2 separate regions of the Homo sapiens genome follow, and region 1 is linked to region 2. Evidence: chromatin loops called from intact Hi-C (ENCODE). Cell type or tissue: HepG2. All regions are shown on one strand. Links, peaks and the distances in the headings refer to the core of each region. The heading gives the core; the rest is flanking DNA.

Region 1 (8,339 bases), core at 100-8,099, 53 kb after region 2:
TACTTGTTATGCAGCAATAGGAACAGACACAAGTTTACAGTGTCATAAAAGAGACAAACATAATGAAAAAATTTGCAAAGCAACATATAATAAATATTATACTTGAAGATTGTATAGGGTGCTCTGAGAAGAGTGAAATGGGAGTGTTTAAATCTGCCTTGGGAAGTTGAACACTTCAGTTGCCTGAATAAAGTCCCCAAGATGAGCAGGTATTTGCCAAGGTGGGGTGGGAAAAGCACATCCTTTCAGATACTGCAACTATCTTAGTAAATTGGAGAGCAATAGTAATGGATGAGTCCTAATTGGTGGCAGCCACTGGATCAGGAATAGCTTCATACATAGTGCTAGAATTTTCACTTCATCTTAAAGGTAACTATTGGAGGATTGAAGAGGCATAAACTGATCAGACTGATGGTTTTTTAACCATGGTCTGGGAGTGGTATGAAGGGTGAAGTGAGACCCAAGCAGGAACTGGGTAGGCTCATACTGAGTGTGTGCTCTCCCAGATATGGCCATGGGAAAGGAGGGGGCAGAGGAAAGAGATATTCGGAGGTGGCATAGACAAGACGCGGTGACTGATTTAATGAGGGGGTGGTTCCTGGCTTCAGTCCCAAGGCAGAGAAGTTTAGAAGGGGGCGGTGGTGAGCATGTCATGGTGGTTCATGATGAGTTTGAAGTGCCTGTGGGTGAGCTAGAAGGAGGTGTTTAGTAGGCAGGCAGAAATGTGGTTTTGGGCCTCAGAAGAGGAGCCTGCAGCAGGCATCTAGGTTTGGGAATCATTTGCATAAAGGTAGTAGCTGAAGCTATTATAGGCAAGGTTGGGTTTGTATACTTTGAGAAGCAAACCCAATTTAGTATCTTAGGGAAATGCAGACACCTAAAATATGTGCAGAGGAAGAAAAACCGAAGGAGATTGACAAAGAGCAGCCAGAGACGACCCAGGGGAAAGCAGTTTTGCAAAAACAGATGAAAGAGTTTTTTTTTAAGTTGGAGGTTAACAATATCAAATATCCCAGGAGACCAGAGTAGCTGAGGATTGAAAAATTTTACTTCTTTGTTTTGTGCCCAGAAAGTATGATGAATTTTATGGTGACCTGAGTGAGGGTTTCATAAAGGTCAAGAAGGATGGAAGATAGACTGTAGAGAATGGACAGGAAAACTGAGAGTCAAGAAATGAAAACCACAATGGTTATTAACTGCTGCATGATATTTGAACTATCCATGGTTTCTTGGTCTTAGCACTGACTTTAGCCATGGATGGGTAGACAATTCTGTGCAGGCTTTGACTCACTTCAAGCAGGAGGCATCTTGCCTTTAGTGTGTACCTTGGGTTTTCCTTTTTGTCTCAGGGCTTCTTCAATGCTATGGGCATCAATGAGAGTTTGCTCGACCCTGTGGATGCAAGCGTGGCAGTGTGGGGAAATTAATACCTCTAGAAATAACCCTTTAGGTACAGGGATGAAAGCTGATTAATAAATGCTCCTGCCACCCATCTTTTGGGTGGCCAATACTGAGAGGCATTCTGTACACTTCTCAGAGGTCCCATGGAATTGAGCCCCATTGCCCAGAGTGGTGACCTTGACAACAATGCTTACGGTGGCCTTTCTTTCTTAAAAGATCTCTTACTCTGGCTCTCTGAGATCACCTCTTAAATAAACTACCTGAATCCAAGAGCATATGTCAGTCTCTGTTTTGAGAGCATCTAAACCAAAAAGGAAATATTTTAGACACTAGTGATTTAAGACGATTACGTACATATCAACAGGTACTCACTCACTGCACCCATTCTCCCAACTACAGCTCCTGCTACTTAGGTAGCCATGTTTTGTGTCACATGACCAACTTCTCCATCAATAGCTCATTGGACCAAAGGTGAGCACATGACTGAGCTCAGCCAATCCAAACATAGGCTGCTCAGCAACCTATGATGTTGCCTGTTGTGAACCTAAGCGGGGGAACTAACTGGATTCCTTTCTGTGGGAATTTCAGTAGAAAACATCTCAAGAATGAGGGAGAAAAGCAATGAAAGCAGAAGCTGAAAGGTTGAGATGAAAAAAGTAAATGGAGAAAACATGGTTGGTTCTCTTTAGCCAACATTATGAGGTAGCCAAACTGGTGAGAATATAAAGACAAACAGATAGAAGTGGAAGTACCACATAGCCGTTAAGCAAGAGGAAGAGAAGACTCCATGACTCTCTAATTTCAATTCTTCTGTGTGACCTTCACCACAAGCTTCCTTTTGCTTGAGGGACGTTTAGTAAGACTGTTTCATGCAGCTACAACAGCCTCAGTAGAGTCAGTGTGACTGGAGAAAGATACCTATGGAGAGGGAATGTGTTTGAAGCCCTCACTCATTGCTCCAAACCAACACTCTACCCTTTTCCACCCTGTTCTGGGTCTTGGAAGTGCCAATTTGTGTGGACCTCATTACTGACTCCCATCCACTAGCTTCTGGTAGGCTTTGGCCCTTGGGAGCCATCAGAAAGGCAAGAAATCAGACGGCAGGAGTAGAGGGATACTGGTATTTATTTTCAGTTTTCTCTCTCCACGTTGCCCTAGGTTGGCTCCATCCCTTCACCAAAGGCCACAGCTCCAGCCAGACGGTGTCCTCTCCATGGAAAACTACCTTTTCTAGGCTCAGGGAAACAGCTCCCTTTCCTTGCCTCTTTGGGACTAGGGATGGGAAGGGCCCCCACTGTTGCTAGTCCCAAGGGACTGCACTCTCCTCCTTGGTTTCTCTAAACCTGCCCACACCTTTATAAAGAGTCGCTGTTATTAAAGTCCTGTTACATTACCCAGGCATTCTAAGAGCCTGACTGATACAGGAAGGCAGTACAGCATAGATGGGAAGGGACATTTTGAAACTGGAGGGACAGGAAATGAAAGTGGTTTATGCCTTATAATTGCAGACCGTGGTGCTGTACTACTGCAGGGAGCATTTTTCACATTGGGAAGCAATTATGTAACCTATGCCTATATATATATATTTGTCATTTTGGTAACTATTTTGAACTTCCTTGTTGAGATATAACATACATACAGAAAAGTGCACATGTAACATATTACACAGATCAGTAAACTTTCACTAACTGAACACGCCCATGTAACCAGCGCCTATATCAAGAAGCAGGATTACTAGCATCCCAGAAGCTTCCCTTGCATCTTTAGTCACTAACCATTTCCCCCAAGGATTACCACTATTCTAGCTTCTAACACTATGGACTCATTTATCCTGTTTCTGAACTTTATACACATGGAATGGAACAACGTGCTCTCTTTTGTATTTGGCTTCTTCCATCCTATATTGAGATAATAAGACTTACGTATGTTGCTTCAGCATGTAGTTGTAGTTTACTTATTCTCTTTACTGTAGGTGTTCTATGTGAAAACAACCAAAATTTATGTCTTCATTCTATTGTTGATGGGCATGTGGATAAATGCCAGTTTGAGCTACAAACATTCTAGTACCTGTCTTTGGGTGAACAAAAGTATATACAGTTGACCCTTGAACAACCTGGGTTTGAACTGCACAGATCCACTTACATGTGGATTATTTTCAACCAAATGGGGATGGAAAATACAGTGTTCATATGATGCAAAGCTCAAGGATACAAAGGGCTGGCTTTTTCTATACTCAGGTTTCACAGGACTGACTTCAAGACTTGAGTATACACAGATTTGGGTAGAAGCAGAAGTCCTAGAACTAATCCCTTGCCTATACAAAAGGACCACTGTATTTCTGTTTAATAGATACTTAAGAATGGAATTGCCAAGTCAGTGTATGCATACAGCTTTAGTACATACAGCCAAATGGTTTTCTAAAGTGGTTATACCAGTTTACACTGCCACCTGCTGGGCGTGAGAACTTCAATGGGATCATACATTTTCCGTGGTACCAGTCCAGGATTTTCCTGTGTTCCCAAGGACCCCAGGCCTAAGGAGGGGTCAGGCAGAGAACTCTATTGATCCAGAGTTTGGGATTTATAGTCCAGGATTGAAGGGCAAAACAGGGAAGATGTGACCCAAGAGTGGAGGCTGTCACACACTGGAGCTCTTGGCAGGATTGGAAATTGGGGTCATTGAGAGAAAACTTAGAAGCAGACATTAGAAGTTTAGGTTAGTTTGAAGGGCAAGTGCAAAGACATAAGAAAGAACATGAGAGAGTGAAGGTATGACTATTTTGGTTAGAGAATGACATATATGGAGTTTAAGATTGCTGAACTTTGGAGCAGTGTTGGATGAGCTGAGACCCAGGATGAGAACAGCTTTGTGGTGTAGGAGGGTGTACTCAAGGGCAACTTGGTGATGGCTGTGAGAATAAAGAAAGAGAGAGCAAACAAGGAACAGGTTATTTCGGGAAGATGAACTAGAAATAGCCTGAAGAGGCAAGGGAGAGCTGAGTTTGTAAACAGCCTCTGTCCTCCAATCCTTCAGAAACCATTGTTATTTAAAAGCTTCTTTTTATACTTTTTTCTCTAGTTCCTTTTTTTTTTTGGACAGAGTCTTGCTCCAGGCTGGAGTGCAGTGGTGCCATCTCGGCTCACTGCAACCTCTGCCTCCCGGCTTCAAGCGATTCTCCTGCCTCTGCCTCCCGAGTAGCTAGGACTATAGGCACCGGCCACCACACCCGGATAAGCTTTGTATCTTTTGTAGAGACAGGGTTTTACCGTGTTGGCCAGGCTGATCTCGAACTCTTGTTCTTTTTTAACTAATAATGGCAGTTCTCCTCATTCTCTTCCGTGTTACCATTTTGTCAAAATTGCTTGACTCTATCTTCTTTGGTGTTCCTTTTCCTTTTCTTCCTCTTCATGCTAAACTATCTGGTTCATTGCCTCTGGGTCTTTAGGATTAAAAGAAACAAAACCAAAAACAAACCAAAAAACACCTTTCCTGATATTATTATCTGTCATCCAAAACCTTAGATCTACTACCAATATTTAGAATATTTATATATTAATATTTCCATCTACTCTTGAGTTCATCTTATTTGTCCTCTAAATTATTCTAGAACAGAGGCTTTTAAAGATTTCTTTCTCTCTCTCTCTCTCTTTTTTTTTTGCCTCTTCTTTTTTAACAGTGAATGCTTTCAAACAAAATCTTCGATGAAACCCTATATATGGAACAGGCGAATGTGGAGCTGCTGTTACTGTATGCAACCTGAACAATGAGATGCAGTACCCTGGGTAGGTGCCCTGCTTGTGTGGTCTCTCCCTCTTTTCCCTCCCACAGTAGATGCTTCTTAAACACGCCTTCTAATTTTCTTGTCCCTGTCTCTTATTCGACCCACAACAGTGGCAATCAGTTTCATACAGGGTCCAACCAGCCTTACGGAAGTGTGAGCTGACTGTCCCCACTGCAGCCCCACCCCTCCCTTCTGCCCTGGAATTTTTCTAGTCCTCTGGTGCAGGACATTCTTGCAAATAACCCGTTGTCATCCATGCACACAACCCAGAACAGGGAAGTAAACACCCTGCCCTGTGGTAATCTTTAAGGTATATAAATGAAGGTTCTGAGAGTAGAAATTTACGTGGGCCATTGTCACAATCAAATTGATAATTGTGGAAAACAAAGTGTGGCAATCCTTGACCAGAAAGAGTTGGGAGTTGAGGGGCAAATGCAGCTCCCTTTCTTGTCCCAGGCAGATGGTCCTAATATGCATTTCCTAGGCTTCCCAGCTGTCTCACAGAATCAAACGTGCAGGTGGCTAACTCCATAACTCATGCCTCCATTGGCTTTCCAATGACTTTTTTCACCATTCACTTCTTCATCCCTCATTCCTGCTCCCTGGAGTCACAGTTCCAGATAAACTACTTAAACTTATTCCTCTATTTCAGGCTTTGTTTCCTAAGGAAGCAACCTGTAACATCCCCTAACTTGAGAAAAGCACTTCCAAGGTACTCCAAAGTTTCTTCTTGGTTTGAAATCATTGCTCTGGAATAAAATTATGTTGAGATAGTTGGAAGAGCTATCTTGACTAAAGAACTGTTAATTATTTTCAGCGCTGAGTAGGTTATTTGCATTTAATGTATATAAATGAAAGCCCTGAGAGTAGAAATTTAAATAGGGCATTGTCGTGGTCAAATCAATCTGCATTGAAAACAAAGTGAATTTTTAGTGGAGTGGTATAAAAGCTCTAGCCCCTTGGAGAGTCTGTTTGGTCTAGTTTGGAGTTTTGCCTTTAATAACAAATGAAAGTACAGATTTAGGTCTCTAGGGCTTTCTATCTCCACAGCCTCTGGATGTTTAAAAACACATACCATTAGCACTTGCCTCATCTTTCCTAAACTGGCAGTTGTCACGGTTCCTTTAAAGAAGTACAACAGTTCCTCGGAAGATAGCAGCCACTTCCCACACCCCACACCCCCAGACACCCAGGATATATCTTGTGTATACTTAAGTTGTCTCTGACACACATAATTTCTTTTTCAACCCTGAGTAATCAGTCCTTTTTGTCCCCTTAGTAAAGAGAACACTGTATTTTTGTACAGAAAAGGTGGGGAGGAAAGGAAAATAAAAGAAAGACCCCTTTCCTCCCTAAATTTCAGCGCAAATTTCCACAAAATAGCAACAAATAAAAGATAGAAAGGAAAATAAACACAGAATTGTCCAGAATAAGGGTATTTGTCAAGTGCTAATTGAGGATCCAGTTTTATTTGTACATTTTGAAATGTTTTCTTTCAAGTTCTGGGTATTTAGGGGTTAATGATGTGGCTGAAACCCTATTGCTTTGAATACGAGGGATTAGTTTTGTTGTTTCAGGATTAAGGTCAGTCTTATCAAGAGGCTGTCAGCAGCCACCCTCAGCCCTAGCTACAATCACTCTGCTCATGGTTCTCAAATCCTCCGTTGGGCTGCTGGACCACTGAGCCCCGTGATTTTTCTTTTGAATACCATTAAAGGGGAAGGATACTGGCATGTGCCCACTCTAACAAACACAGAGAGTTCACCTTAACTTTTTGTTTTCATAAGTGTCTAGGGTCAAAGAGGAGAGAAGAATTCCATACACCTCTTTGAGGTTGTAGTAGATTGATTGCAAAGACAGGCATACTATTCACCAATCTCTGTATGCACACTCTTTGCAATGAGACTGAAGAATTTTTCAACAAGAGGCAGAGCATATTTCTCTATTTCTTGGATCTGGACAGGTCTTGTGACTTGCTTTGGCCAATAGGATGTGGCAGAGGTGAAAATCTTAGCCCTCAAGATAAGTTGCATGCTTCCAATCTCTTTTTTTGGACTCCTGACTTTGTCATGAGAACAAACCTTGGCTCCCTGCTGGAGAATGAGAGACTTCATAGAGAAGAAGCCTCAGCCAATAGCTGGCCAACTCCCAGAAGCTGAGCTACCCAGTGGGCTGTAGCTGACCACAGTCACATGAGGAGCCCAGCAGAGACTGGAAGAACTGCCAGCCAAGCTTATCCCCAAATGCCAAACTGCAGAATTGCAAGCTAAATAAATATTTATTATTTTAAGACACTGTGTTTTGGGGCAGTTTGTTACATAGTAGTAGCTAACTGATGACAGAAGTTCATAGCCTCCACCATATTCCTTGAATATTTTGCCTGGTTTCCCTTATTATCATTAACAGTACTGGCAAAAATGATAACAATAGGTAACAGTAAGATAGAACTGTGGAGCGTAAAAGTCGTTTGGGCTCATAGTAACATTTGGGGAAGTATTCCTATTTTCTGCACATGAACAATAGAGAAAACAGTATTAATGCCCTTGACCTTGATGACTTTTGGGTAATGGTCAGAGACTGAATTTTAATGGTGAAAAATTCAGTACCCCCACTGCTACAATTGGGAACATGGAGATACTTGGGCAGTTTATTGGTAGACCTGACAAAGGTATGAAACATAGTTGATGTGAAATTAATTTACTTAAACCTAAGATGAAGTCCAGTGAGTACAACCTATGCACATGCATGTGATAAGTGAATTTTCTAATTAAAAGTAGCAAGAGAGGCCTGTTTCTGACCCTGATGGTGCTGATTTTGTTTCCTTTCACCTTAATCATCATCTTAGTGGTATGGAAGATTTACAAGGCAATTTAATGAACATTATCCTCGTTGATATTCCCAACCACCCTGTGGAATCAGTAAGGCAAGCATCGTGATGTCCATTTTGCTTATCCATAGACTAAAACTCAGAGAAGTCTTAATCAAGACTCCTGATTGAATTCTCTTTCCACAGCATGTCCATGCTACCCTTTAGTGTGCAATTTTGTGGGAGGCAGAACATTGCCTTTTACTATAAACTTTCATTTCTCCAACCCTTGTTTGGGGAGGGTGTAGTGATGCTTGAGGACAAAGGCTAAGTTTCATGGTGAAGGGCAGT
Region 2 (8,339 bases), core at 229-8,228:
AAAGTCCTCCTAATTGGTCTTTTCACATCCACCCTTGCCTCATCCCACAGTCTGCTCTCAACACAGAGGGCAAAGAGAGTATGTTAAAAATTAGTTAATAAATAAATTAGATCATGTCATTTCTCAAACCCTCCAATGGCACTCTATCCCATTCAGAGTAAAATGCAAGGTTGTTAGTAAAACTTACAGACCTTACAAGGCCTAGTTCCCTTACCTCTCTGATTTCGTATTCCAACTTCATCTTTTTTTTTTTTTTGAGACAAAGTCTCGCTCTGTCACCCAGGTTGGAGTGTAGTGGCATAATCTTGGCTCATTGTAAGCTCTGCCTCCCGGGTTCATGCCATTCTCCTGCCTCAGCCTCCCAAGTAGCTGGGACTACAGGCACCCGCCACCACGTCCAGCTAATTGTTTGTATTTTTAGTAGAGATGGGGTTTCACCTTTTTAGCCAGGGTGGTCTTGATCTCCCAACCTCGTGATCCACCAGCCTCGGCCTCCCAAAGTGTCCAACTTCATCTTTTTATTCACTGCATTACAATCACAATGGCCTACTTCCTGTTCCTCCAGCATATCAGATACACTCCCACCTCAGGGCTATTGTACTAGCTGTTCTCTTTGCTTGGAATTTCACTCCCTTATACCCACATGGTTCACCCCTTGCTTAACTCAGATTACTACTCAAAATTCTGCTTTTTAGTAAGACTTTCACAGATCACCTTATTTAAAACTTCAAACCTCCTCCTTTCTGGATATTCATCGTATTCTTTCCTGCTTGATTTTTCTCCTTAGCTAGTATTACTATCTAACATACTATATATTTTACTCATTCAATGCCCAATTAGGAGCCAAATAAAATACTTTAAGCAATTTGGGAATTTGGAAAAGGGGGAGATTCATAAGGCAAGACTTCATGGAGTGGGAGGATTTGAGCGGACTTTTGAAGAAATGAGTGGGCTTTGAATAGTCAATGAGACGTGTACGGGTAAGAAAGTTAATACCTTTTGAGAAATGCAAATCAAAACCACAATGAGATACCATCTCACACCAGTTAGAATGGCAATCATTAAAAAGTCAGTAAACAACAGGTGCTGGAGAAGATGTGGAGAAATAGGAACACTTGTACACTGTTGGTGGGACTGTAAACTAGTTCAACCATTGTGGAAGTCAGTGTGGCGATTCCTCAGGAATCTAGAACTAGAAATACCGCTTGACCCAGCCATCCCATTACTGGGTATATACCCAAAGGACTATAAATCATGCTGCTATAAAGACACATGCACACATATGTTTATTGCGGCACTATTCACAATAGCAAAGACTTGGAACCAACCCAAATGTCCAACAATGATAGACTGGATTAAGAAAATGTGGCACATATACACCATGGAATACTATGCAGCCATAAAAAATGATGAGTTCATGTCCTTTGTATGGACATGGATGAAATTGGAAATCATCATTCTCAGTAAACTATCGCAAGGACAAAAAACCAAACACCGCATGTTCTCACTCATAGATGGGAATTGAACAATGAGAACACATGGACACAGGAAGGGGAACTTCACACTCTGGGGACTGTTGTCGGGGGGAGGAGGGGGGGAGGGAGAGCATTAGGAGATGTACCTAATGCTAAATGACGAGTTAATGGGTGCAGCACACCAGCATGGCACATGTATACATACGTAACTAACCTGCACATTGTGCACATGTACCCTAAAACTTAAAGTATAATAATAATAAAGAAAAAGAAAAAAAGAAGTTAATACCTTTTCCTCACCCATTGCAGGGGTCATAGCTGACACGTCTATAACAAAAGACAGATTAACAAGAGAAAAATGTAACAAATGTATTTAATCAAAGTTTTATATGACATGGAATCTTCAGAAATGAAGACCGAAAGATGCAGGGAAAACTGTATTTTTAGGCTAAGTCTGATGAAATAAGTGGATAGCTGAGGAGAAACATGACTGGACAAAAAGTGCATGATCTAGTAATAAACTGAGGAGGAAATTCAGCAAAGTCTCTTTGTTCAGCTTCTTCTTGGTCTCTCTGTGTAGCATTCCTTTCCCCAGGACATCTGTCATATGAGAGTATTATGATCTACTTTCAGGAAAGGTAGGTCATAAGGTCTTATGGCTTGCTTTGGGGAAGAAAAAGGGGTGAGAGACAGGATGGGGGGAGAAGATCAGGGAAACCTTCTAGCTTCTGAGGTCCTTCCTATCTCCTTCAGCTCAAAAATACTCAGTGTTCCAAAAAGTATCACAATACTTTGTAATACTGTGTTCTGAGTCCTGACCAGAGAAAGGGAGTAGTCCACATAAGAGAAGGTGTAAGCTATTTTCCTGAGATTTTTGGATGCAAAAAGATCTGACCTCTTAGTAAGTAGAGGATTTCAGTACTTTTTTAAAAAATTGGCACCTCCTTGAATGCAAGAACTATTTAATCTCTGTGTTCTCAAATTTTATCTATCTGGCATGGAATAGAAATTTAATAAATGTTGGGTGGATTATTCAATGAATAAATGGATGGATGGATAAATAGAAGATGGAGGTAGGAATGAATAAGGGATGGGTAGATGGATCAGTGGGTCAATGGATCAACAGATCAAAGGATAGATGAGCAGGCAGATGACACAAACTCTTGCATTCAGCTGCTTCCTGTTTAAATGACATTTGTCTCTAACCATAAAGATGATTCTACACTAGTGGATCAAAAGACTCAGATAATTTTGACCTACAACTGAAAAAAATCTTTCAAACAAACTATAAGACATTTTCACTTTTCTTTATGCTACTTCTACAGGTTCAGTCACTGGAAAACTTTCTATATTGGAAACTAAAGTTCCCTGTCATGCAATTCAAAACTAGACTGTGAAACAAAAGCTGATTATTAATTTCTTGGTCTAATCTTTATATGTATTTGGTAGGGAAAATGATAATTATCTTCATTATATAAGTGAAGCAAGTCAAAATATCATGCTTTGTGAATTCCAAGATGCTCATTTTTTCCCTCACATTTTAATATCTCTGAAATAAAGATGTATCTTCACACATCAATGGTGTTTTAGTATTGTGTCATAGTTTAATTGGCAGCATTTTTTCTCTCCTGGTGGCATTTTTTAAATGGTTTATTTGATAAGCATTGGTGTCTTAGAGCCATGAAACAAGATCAATAATTATCTCAACGTGTCAAACCCAGTCTATGGTGGAAGTGGGACTGGAACTAAGATTTCCTCAGTTTTTAACCAGTGTTTTAAAGACTAGATGAAATTTACACTAAAAAATGGAGCCCTTGGCAAATTGCTTTTATACCATACCTTATAAATTTAAAGAAACTATCATTCTCCTCTTCATGTCTCCCATTTGATGTTACAAGGGAAGAAATGTTGAGTTTCAGAGACAATATCTTATGATAATTTTCCTGCAGCTGGTACCTCGCCTAATGTTGCCAAATATAGCAAATAAAAATACAGGAATGTTCCACATGTTGGATATGTTGGGGTTCATAAAACAACACCCCTAAATATGGCTCTTTGGCGTGCAGAACAAAGGAAGCAGCCTCAATATCTCTCTGATCTCACCAACCACCCCGATCCTGTCTCTCAACACTTCTCACAAAGCACAAGATGAGGTTATTCTCTGAAATTCCCTTATCTGCCTAGAAACCAGACATACCAAAAAATTGCACAATTGCCTTTGATTTCTTCCCTGAAATTCATCAACCAGAGAAGAGATAAACTCATATCACAGAGAAAGAGACTGAACATTAAACACCATGTCTAGAGCCCAGGCAAACTTTGTCCCAAACCATTGTTTGTTCTCAGGTCCCAATCAATTTCCAAAGAGAATCATTTACAAGATACTGCCTGCCACCCAGGTCCATTCATTCCGCACTAAAAATTATTCACTCCTATATCCCCATCTCCTCTTCCCCTATGAAGACGGGCATATATGCATCTGGACCTCACTGGGTTATTTGAGTAATCATCCTCCAGAATTCCCCTGTGCTTATGCATGTTAAATAAGTTTGTATGTCTTATTCTCCTACTAATCTGCCTATTGCCAGCTAATTTTCAGCAAACCTTTGGAAGGCACACGGAGGGGAAGCCTTCTTTTGTCCCGTATATTTGGAACAGACGCTGAAAAATAATGTATTGTTAATCTGAAATTCAAATTTAACTGAACATCCTGTATTTAATCTGGCAACCCTAACCTCACCCAACTTTCACAAGAAAGGAAATCAACAGACTGGTTTAACTTTCCACAAGATTCCACAAGAGTGCCAAGCAGGGGAGCTGGGCAGGGAGGTTGGGGCTTCTCCAGTGGGGTGGAAGGGCATTGTCTGACCCATGATCTTGGGAGCTCCGCTGATTCATTTCTTAAGATTCGTGCTGGAAGTGTGCCAAAACTCATTTCGGTTGAATGCTAACTGGCCTAGTGTTTAAATAAATATCAGACTGAAGCCAACTATCACCAACTTAGAAGGAACTTCCGGGGTAGACTGTTCTCTTTTAAAACTCATAGGTGGAATGGAATTTAATCATGAAATAAAAATACAGTTTTTAAAGGTTATTTTAATGTCATGAATAATAATCTAATAATTCTGCAAAGATTTCAAATATGTTTTACATATAATCCTTTTATTCTGCCTTCCATTCTTATTTAAAATTGTGTAAACATTTGTTGGTTCAAAAAGGATGGAGTGTTCCTAAAGTTATCTAGTAGAGGCATTCTCTCTTTGTAACTTTATTTTGTAGAGACAGGGTCTTGCCCCATTGCCCGGGCTGGAGTGCAGTGGCACCATCACAGCTCAGTGCAACCTGGAACTCCTGGGCTCACGTAATCCTCCTGCTTCAGCCTTCTGAGTAGCTGGGGCTACAGGTGCATGCCACCACACCTGGCCAAGACATTCTCTTTTACTAGATTTCTATTAGCTGCTGATCTTGCTTGACTTAACTACTTGAAAGCTTTAAATTATTGATTTTGTAGGTAAAATCCTCAGCTTTCACAATCACTAATTATAGTAGCACTTTAAACTCCTACAATAATGAATATATATTTATACTCCAACTTACTGATAGCATTTTAACATATAAAGGTTACAAGGAGATTTTTCACACCAGGTTATATCTAAATGATCTAGATGCTTACCTCTATTCAAAAATGAATATTCAGATATTAATGATAGATCTGAAATATGTACAATAATTATATATAAATAAAAATAAAAATAAATAATACTCCTGAAAGAATGGCATGCTTGTTTTATTTAATTTTTTCTTGAAAACACTGAAAATGTGGTCCTGCATCAGCCGCATTACTTGGGAGGAATTCACAGGCTCTCAGGCCCACTCCAGGCTTTCAAAATCAGACCCTCTGAGGGTGGGGCTGTGTTTAACTAGCCCTGCAGGATACGCAAGTTGAAGTTTAAAAAGCCCTGACCTTGCAACAGAAGGACCTGGCAGCTGGTTAGAAATGCTGGATCTCAATCCCAACCCAACCTAAGGAACTGGAATCTGCATTTTAACAAGATGCCCTGGTGATTTGTGTGTACCGGTAAGTCTGAGACACGCTGCCCTAGAAAATACTGTAACTGAAAGTTGTGTTTTATTCGCTGTCTCTAACCAGCTGATGCTGATGAGGAGCCTTCTAAGTAGGAGGTAAATGGGTACCATCCCTCTGAAAAACCCAGTCTTTTATGAAATCCACACCAAACCCATTCCTGGAACTAAGTTCTTATCACCTGCTTCAGACACATCAAGTTTGCCAAGGCTGGGCATGGTGGCTCACGCCTGTAATCTCAGCACTTTGGGAGGCTGAGGTGGGCAGATTACCTGAGGCTGGGAGTTTGAGACCAGCCTGACAAACATGGAGAAACCCCGTCTCTACTAAAAATACAAAATTAGCTGGGTGTGGTGGCGCACGTCTGTAATACCAGCTACTTGGGAGGCTGAGGCAGGAGAATCATTTGAGCCCAGGAGGCGGAGTTTGCGGTGAGCCGAGATTGTGCCATTGCACTCCAGCCTGGGTAACGAGAGGAAAATCCGGCTAAAAAAAAAACAAAAAACCTAAAATTTGCCAAAAGACTAATATTTTATTTTCTCTTCTTTCTGACCTGATGACGCCTCTCCCCAGTGTGTTGAGTTGCATTCCCCATCCACCCCCTTACTTTACCACTAGGAAAAAGATCTGATGTGTGAGGGTCAGAGTCCTGTAGACAGCTAGAAATTGACTTTTAAGTTTGAACTCTAGGTTAAATATTGATTGATTTTGATCTCTCAACCTAACACAGTCTTTGGGAGAAATTATTTGTGTTTAACCACTCTTATGGCCATAAGACTATTGCTTAAATTTAACCCCAATCCCTCCAGCAGCTGAACAAGTTTATCTCCATTATAGAAGAAAATTCTTGATTACAGCTCTGCAATCCCAGATGTGCTTTGGAATTTGAAATTTTTGGATTGTAGAAAGATAATACAGTGCATATATTGCATATTGCATTCCATCTCCAGGGGGATCTAAAGCAGCATCCTGTAATAAACACATTTAAGTCTCTGCAATAAAACACAAAAATTCACAGTAAGTGAGATAAACTGACATTATAAACAGCCTCATGTGAGTTCCGGTTTTCCATTCAGTTTAAGAAAAAACTTAGTTTTCACAGCTTTTTCTATTTGGACAGTATGGATAAGAGAGTGTGGATTCCAAGAACAAGGTACAAGTTGGTGTAAAAAATTAAAGGGAATGAGCACCAACTGGGAAAAGCTGAAGGGAAACAAATGAACAACAGCAGTGGTAGACACTGAAAAAGCTCATTTAACAGATTTCTTTCCACAAGCAAGCTGCATGTAGATGAAAATTCTTGCTCTTCGGGGGCCAGGCTCAGATTCCCAACCAGGAGACCTTGCAACAAAAATGAGACTGATTTGGATTGGGAGATAAAGTTTAAGGGAGAATGGAATGAGGGAAATAATAAAGAGCTATGGGAACACCTAGAAATGGCACTGCGTATGTGAGCTAATTATTTCCAAGGCTGATTCATTTCCCAGTTCACAGCTGACTCCCTTTTATTCCCCTCATTCTTTTAATTCATCTTTGTCCATGTGCTGAGTGGTGGATGGGTCAGGATGCCTTGGCCCACCCTCAAATAGACCCAATGTTTTTGTAGCCTTTTAGAAATCTCTGGCAGAGCGTGGCTCACATCCATAATCCCAGCACTTTAGGAGGCTAAGGCAAAAGGATCACTTGAGCCTGGGGGTTCAAGACTAGCCTGGTCAACATAGTGAGATCCTGTCTCTATAAAAATAAATTTAAAAGAAAATAAAAATAAATCTCATGGCCTCTTCTTAGATCTTTTAATTTTACATCCCAAATCCTCAGTTCCGCTCTGCTCTTTGTTTTTCTTCAGAGGGAGAAGAGAGGGATCTCTTGGGTCTCCTCTGATTATTTAATTGGCCTTTGGTCAAGGATCATAACAGGTTAGTGGAAAGGAGACGGAAAGTGGAAGGCTGTGGCCCTCCTTTAAGAAGCATGGTGCTGGTCAGGCGCAGTGGCTCATGCCTGAAATCCCAGCACTTTGGAAGGCCGATGCAGGCAGATCACTTGAGCTCAGAAGTTCAAGACCAGCCTGGGCAACATGACAAAACCATGTCTCCACAAAAAATACAAAAATTAGCCAGGAGTGGTGGCACATGCCCGTAGTCCCAGCTACTTGGGAGGCTGAAGTTATGGGGGCATCGCTTGAGCCAGGGAGTTTGAGGCTGCGGTAAGCTGAGATCGCACCACAGCAATCCAGCCTGGGCAACAAAGCCAGACCCTGTCTCAAAAAAGAAGAAAGGTAAAAAAGGTTAAAAAGAAGCATGGTGCTTTTCTTTCTCAGCATGTTCCTGAGGATTTTCTTTTTACCATCATCTTTTAAAGAGTGAATCTAACCTGAGATCTGACAAAGATAGGTTAAATATTCAAGAGCAAATCATTTCTTCCTCACAAATACCTTCCTGAATAGAAAAACAAAGCACCTCAGAAGTCTATATCACTTTTAAGATAGTCACAGGGTTTTTTGTAATGTAAATTTTGTTAATGAGTGGCATACATAGAGAAAAGTGCACAAATCCTAAGTGGACAGAGAGATGACAATGACATCATAAGAAATGTGTATTTGGTCTCTGCTCACAGTTCCTGGCACAGGGCTTCTGAAACTCTTGTAATTTCCTGAGTGATAAGGGTGCTAGGAGCATTTTTCATTACAATGTAGTTGTCCTTCGGTAGCTTCAAGAACCCCCCTTCACCCCAGATAGCACAATAGGAGGTTGCTCAAGTTCCTGAGATAAAATGATGTAGTA

What was found. Hi-C counts contacts between places; a loop is a spot of excess contacts. Peaks named below come from ENCODE experiments on the same cell type or tissue, not always from the same donor. Only the 100,000 strongest peaks of a DNase experiment are listed, where the experiment ranks them.
Region 1: it touches region 2 in a loop (2.3-fold over the local background); 5 of 110 quality-filtered maps call a loop at or near these places.

What each region holds. Positions count from the first base shown.
Region 1 is chr20:10,312,344-10,320,682 of GRCh38, reverse strand. No RefSeq gene overlaps it. Among named protein-coding and RNA genes, the nearest start is that of SNAP25-AS1, 97 kb to the right of the region's middle. In HepG2, for the core only: a CTCF peak has its summit at 3,842 (motif pointing left); a DNase peak (open chromatin) is centred at 3,852.
Region 2 is chr20:10,365,929-10,374,267 of GRCh38, reverse strand. No RefSeq gene overlaps it. Among named protein-coding and RNA genes, the nearest start is that of MKKS, 64 kb to the left of the region's middle. In HepG2, for the core only: no CTCF peak of the experiment used is centred there; DNase peaks (open chromatin) are centred at 3,717, 5,431 and 6,207; H3K4me3 peaks cover 2,391 bases.